Linked DNA regions of Homo sapiens: region 1 is linked to region 2. Evidence: chromatin contacts called from ENCODE Hi-C or POLR2A ChIA-PET data. All regions are on one chromosome and are shown on one strand. The core of a region is the stretch at or near the end of the contact, and the rest is flanking DNA. Distances in the headings are between cores, read along the strand shown. Region 1 holds the start of SLC25A42 (solute carrier family 25 member 42). Region 2 holds the start of PGLS-DT (PGLS divergent transcript).

What was found. A loop is a pair of places that touch in the nucleus more often than their neighbours do. ChIA-PET counts read pairs that join two places held with the same protein, here RNA polymerase II (POLR2A). Pooled maps may share reads with other maps.
Region 1: a pooled map shows a loop between it and region 2 (14-fold over the local background). The contact joins the promoter of SLC25A42 here to the promoter of PGLS-DT in region 2. A Hi-C loop is called at or near these places in 5 of 50 pooled maps. POLR2A ChIA-PET finds 5 or more read pairs at or near these places in 2 of 52 experiments (BJ and activated CD4-positive, alpha-beta T cell).

Annotation. Positions count from the first base shown.
Region 1 is chr19:19,062,663-19,065,362 of GRCh38, forward strand. SLC25A42 (solute carrier family 25 member 42) reads left to right here and starts at 1,332. Exons shown (of 8, transcript NM_178526.5): 1 at 1,332-1,453. It overlaps LOC124904655 (a long non-coding RNA gene), which reads right to left and starts at 863. Exons shown (of 3, transcript XR_007067160.1): 1 at 528-863. RefSeq lists silencers at 804-973, 1,234-1,503.
Region 2 is chr19:17,510,610-17,513,309 of GRCh38, forward strand. It overlaps PGLS-DT (PGLS divergent transcript), which reads right to left and starts at 1,280. Exons shown (of 3, transcript NR_147835.1): 1 at 734-1,280. It overlaps PGLS (6-phosphogluconolactonase), which reads left to right and starts at 1,040. Exons shown (of 5, transcript NM_012088.3): 1 at 1,040-1,351. The coding sequence starts at 1,064. RefSeq lists enhancers at 1-543, 544-1,200, 768-1,017, 1,511-1,805, 1,768-2,027 and 1 more and silencers at 1,078-1,207, 1,218-1,267, 1,511-1,805.

The DNA.
Region 1 (2,700 bases), core at 82-2,581, 1.6 Mb after region 2:
CAGGTGTCTCCCTAAACTGCCGGCATTTTTCTGCACTTCACAGAGGAGCTGAGGCTCACAGGCCGCACATGACCTGCTCAGGGTCAAATGCTTTCACCAGATAATTAAAATGAGAGCTGAGTTGTAAATTTTCCCAGGGAAGCAACCCCAGAGAGGAAAGATCAAGGCATAGGAATCATTTTCCCCCCTCTTTTCCAAATGAAACAGCTGAGGCTCACAAGGGCTTTTGCCCAAGGTTGTGTGGTGGGCCAGTGATTGGACAAGGATTCAAACCCAGGTCTCTGAGGCCCCCAGTGGCTCTTCTCTGACACACTCTTTCCAAAAAGCAGGCTGCTCTAGATTCATTCTCTGGTTTAGCAACCAGAGAATGCTGTGTAACCTTGGGCAAGGAGCTTGACCTCTCTGTGCTCTGGTTTCTGTAAAAGGAGCCAGTGGTCTCTCTGACCTCATGGGATTGTGGTTAAGATTCAGTTAATTCAAAAAAAGACTTGGCAGGGAGAAGGCCCAACAGGGATGTCACTGGATACCGTGGCGGGGAAAGCTGGGACGCAGAGAGGTCAGACACTCAGAAAACCACGCAGCGCGTTTCAGTAGGATTCCGCCCCTTATTTCCATGTCTTCACACCACCTCGAGATGGAGAGGGCAGTTCAGAGTGACCTCCAGCGAATCTGCCCTCTCCGTGTCGTCTGCAGGGGATTAGTGGGGAGTAAGGGGATAGAGAATTATCCAGGAGTCCTTCAGCCTTGATGGTCCAAGTTCACATCCGCTTCTGTGCTAGGTGGCCAGAGGGCGGGCTCTACACGAGAGCCTCAGGGGACCCTGCGCCAGGCGTCCGAGGCCACGTCGGGTTGCCGCGCTCCGGGTCGGACTGCACCTTGAACGCTCCAGCCCTCCCCTGGGGGCGTACCGCCCACGGCCGCTGCGACTGGCCGCGGGGCCTGCCAGTCTTCGGCTTTGCGGCCAATCCCGGTCTCCCCCCAAGCTACGCCCTCCGTTCCTCTCGCCTCTGCCCCACCGGTAGCGCCAGTTTCTTCGTAGCCCCGCCCCTGGCCCCCAGCGATTGGCCGACAGTTCTGCCTGTTTTCTGCCAAGATTCCAATCCTCGCCTGCCTCCAGGCCCTCGCCTCCCAGCGCCTAGCACCCTGAGGGACCACTCAGGCACCCCAGGCCTCTCCCAATAGCCCCACCTCTGCCAATCAGCGATTGGCTTTAGGGGCTGCCCATCTGCTTCATACTCGCCAATCACTGTCGCTTCCAGCGCTGACTGGCCAGGGAGCAGCCAATCGGGGCGTGGCGTGGACCCCTCCCGTGGCGCGCTCTGGGGGTGCGCGAGGCGGGGCCGTGGCGGCTGGAGGTAGCGGCGGCGGCGACGCGTCCGGGCCGGTGAGGGGGCGCGGGGGGCGCCGGGGGGGCCCAAGCGTCAGCGGCCCGCGCCTGTCGGGCTGAACTGAGGTGAGGCACGGGTCCTGTCATGGATCCCGGGGCGAGGGGCGGATGAGGCGGGGCATGACAGTAGCGTCGCGAGGGCAGGAAGAGGTTAAAGACCCCCCCCAACCCCACACTCCACGTCTACTGCCCCCTGGGGGCTACTGCATCCAGGTTTGAGCCCGTCACCCGCAGTCCACGCACGCCTGACACCACGTCCCTTTTCGTTGACATCCCCCATACACTTTAGACTGTCCTTGCTGACATCTCCCACACCCCTGGGGCCTTGTCCCCGGCGCCCCGCACAGCTGGGTCTGACATCCCCCTCACACACCTGACACCGCGCCCCCACTCACGAACACCCGCCCCCACTCACGAACACCCCCCACATCACCTGAGTCTGTCCTTGTCGATGACACCCCCACACCCACACCTGAGCCTGTGACTCCTAACTCATGGCCTCGCAACTCACACCTGGACCTAGTCCCGTCCCCCACTGCCTTTCCTCATATCCAGGTATCTGCTCGCTACTCTCGTGCCCACTCCCCCAGCAACCTGTGTCTCTCTTCTCAGGGACCTTCCCCCTGGCACCTGCCCTCTGCCCTGGCAGCCCCACACCTCTGTCTCCCCCTTTTCTCTCTCCCACCTTGGGCTTTCTTCCACGTGCACCTGTGTTCGCACACCCTCTGTAATAATCCCCCCGAATCCCCCAGGTCCTCCAATAGTCCCCCAAGCCTTGGTATCTCAGGATCGCTGCACCCTCCCCTCCCCAAACAAAAGCTTACCCCAGTGTTCATTTCTAACAGTGCTTGACAGTCTATAAAGTGATTTCCGGACCTTAGAATAATCCCATCTGTCAGACCAAACCGGAATCATCTCCATTTTACCAGCCACAGACCTAAACCACTTGAATGCTAGAGGCAGAGCCTATTCTACCCTGGGCATCGCTGACCCTCTGCTGTGGACCCACCGCGTTTGGGCCCATCTGTTATGTTTATCTCAGAGGGATTGGCAGGAGTCGTGACTTTGACTGGGTCCGGAAAGGCTTAGCTGGAAGGGACGGCCCCTCTGCCAAGCGTGTGTCTCGGAGTCCTGGGGCAGGCTGGCGGTGGAGACGCTGCCGGAGGAGGGGGGCTCATCATCTTGGGTGCCTCCTGCAGGATGCCGGAGAGGGGGTTGCCGGGGCCGGGGCTCCCAGCTCTTGCAGACCCGGGACCCCTCTCCGACACTCCCTGGGCCCTTGAAGCCGATAAAGAGTAAGGAAACACTCTTTA
Region 2 (2,700 bases), core at 30-2,529:
GGTAAATGGAATTGTTTTCTTAATTTGCTACTGATTTTAAAATCCACTACCTGTGTGAGTTGAACTGCGCTTACACACATCACTGAAATATCCCACTCTCAGAAGTGGCCCAGCCTCCCCAGGCCCACCAGGCCTTCTTCCCCTTCCAGCCCTCTGTCCAGGCAAGAACTCGATTGGAGGCCTTTCTGGGCACTCAGAGGGACACACCACCACACTAGGAGGGTTAGCTTAAAAAATTCAACAAGCATGGCCAGGCGCAGTGGCTTTCGCCTGAATGCTACCACTTTGGGAGGCCGAGGCAGGAAGATCGCTTGAGCCCAGGGGTTCAAGATCAGCCTAGACCATATAGCAAGAGCCCGTCCGTCCGGAAAATGTAAAAAAAAAAAAAAAAAAAATTCAACAAGCATATTTTCATCCCCTACTTTTTTTTGAGATGGAGCCTCGCTCTGTCGCCCAAGCTGGGGTGCAGTGGCACGATCTCGGCTCACTGCAACCTCCGCCACCCCGGTTCAAGCGATTCTCCTGCCTCAGCCTCCCGAGTAGCTGGGACTACAGGCGCCCGCCACTACGCCCGGTTAATTTTTTGTGTTTTCAGTAGAGACGGGGTTTCACCGTGTTAGCCAGGATGGTCTCGATCTCCTGACCTCGTGATCCGCCCGCCTCGGCCTCCCAAAGTGTTGGGATTACAGGCGTCAGCCACCGCGCCCGGCGGTGCAGGAATTTTAAAACTCACCAAAATACGCCCTCCTTCAGAAAATCCCTGCCACCTCGATAGGACGTCCTCTTCTTGAGCTCCCCTCTCCGGCCCTCCCTGATACAGCAAGGTTGAGCATTCGGGCACTGGCTTCCCGAACTCACTTCGACTCAGGCACAGCAGGCAAAGATTCAATGGGTAGGGCCGGACCGACTGCCCGACCTTCGCGGTGCTTCACTTGCCTCACTGCGCATGTGCCAAAGACAATCACCCAAAGTACTCGAAACCAAGCGGCAGGGCCGGCCCTTGCGCAGGCGTACTAGCGACGGCCGTAGGGAGCGCTTCCTCCTCCCCGCCGCCGCCCTCGCCATGGCCGCGCCGGCCCCGGGCCTCATCTCGGTGTTCTCGAGTTCCCAGGAGCTGGGTGCGGCGCTAGCGCAGCTGGTGGCCCAGCGCGCAGCATGCTGCCTGGCAGGGGCCCGCGCCCGTTTCGCGCTCGGCCTGTCGGGCGGGAGCCTCGTCTCGATGCTAGCCCGCGAGCTACCCGCCGCCGTCGCCCCTGCCGGGCCAGCTAGCTTAGCGCGCTGGACGCTGGGCTTCTGCGACGAGCGCCTCGTGCCCTTCGATCACGCCGAGAGCACGTACGGCCTCTACCGGGTGAGAGCTACGGGGGCCGCCGGGGATCACGCCGAGAGGGCCACAGCCACCGCCTACACCCCGGCTACGGAGGCCGCCGGGGGCCATGCCGAAAGGGCCGCGCCCACTGTCTGCACCTCGGCTACGGGGGCCACTGGGTATCATGCCAAGAGGGCCGTGCCCACTGCCTGCACCTCGGCTACGTGGGTCGCTGGGGGTCATGCCAAGAGGGCCGCGCCCACCGGTTGCCCTCGGCTACGGGGGCCACTGGGGGTCATGCCGAGATGGTCACGCCCACTGCCTGCACCTCGACTACGGGGGCCGCTGGGGGTCTAGCCGACAGGGCTCGCCCGCCTCCTGAACCCCGCCTACAGTGGGTCCCGCAGGACCTCACTGCGCCCTCTGCCTTTATCTAGGCAGGGCTAGAAATGGTCTACTTGCAGTCCGTCTTCCTGCTTCATCCGGTGGCCAGGCAGAGGGAACGGCACGGGCAAGGGCCTGGAAGGGAATCCGAGTGGCCCATGTCAAACGATGCCCATAACTCAGCCCCGTAGCGGACGGGGGCACGAGGAATCAGGTGTAGAGCCTGAATCTCAGGGTCCTGATCTCTAACCCCAGCGAGTTCTCGGGGATCCCTGGGCAGCTTTGCCGCTCTGATGGCTCTGCTTCCAGGCTGTTCATCTTTGGCTTTGAGCCTCAGGATTCTATAGAATCAGAGGAGCGCGCTCTTTTAAAGACAGGGTAACTGAGGCTTGGAGGAGCCTTGGCCTGGCCGAGGGAAGAGTGGGAGGGGCGGGCTCAAAGGCCAGGAACCTCAAGTCACTTGAGTCTGGCAGCGTCAAGGGACACCCCATGCTGGGTGTGCCGTCTTCTCTTTGCATAGAATCTTGAGCTGATGATGGTTTTGTGGGTTTTTTATTAAGAGAAAAGGCTTACTGAACGCTTTATATGCATCAATTCATGAGTCCGTACCACAGCCTATGAGATGTTACACTCATTTCACAGATGGAGAAACTGAGGCCAGAAGAGGTGAGCTTACCTGCCCAAGGCATCTAGTGACCAGAGGGGCAGCCAGGGTGTGATCCTGCCTCATCTGACTTCGTAGTTGGGTACACATTTAACTTCCGCCTTCCTGTGTGTGTTTTCCAAGAGCATCATTAAAAAGTTTTGGCCGGGTGCGGTGGCTCACGCGTGTAATCCCAGCACTTTGGGAGGCCGACGTGAGTAGATCACCTGAGGTCAGGATTTCGAGACCAGCCTGGCCAACATGGCAAAACTCTGTCTCTACTAAAAAAAAATACAAAAATTGGCTGGGTGCGGTGGCTCACGCTTGTAATCCCAGCACTTTGGGAGGCTGAGGCGGGCGGATC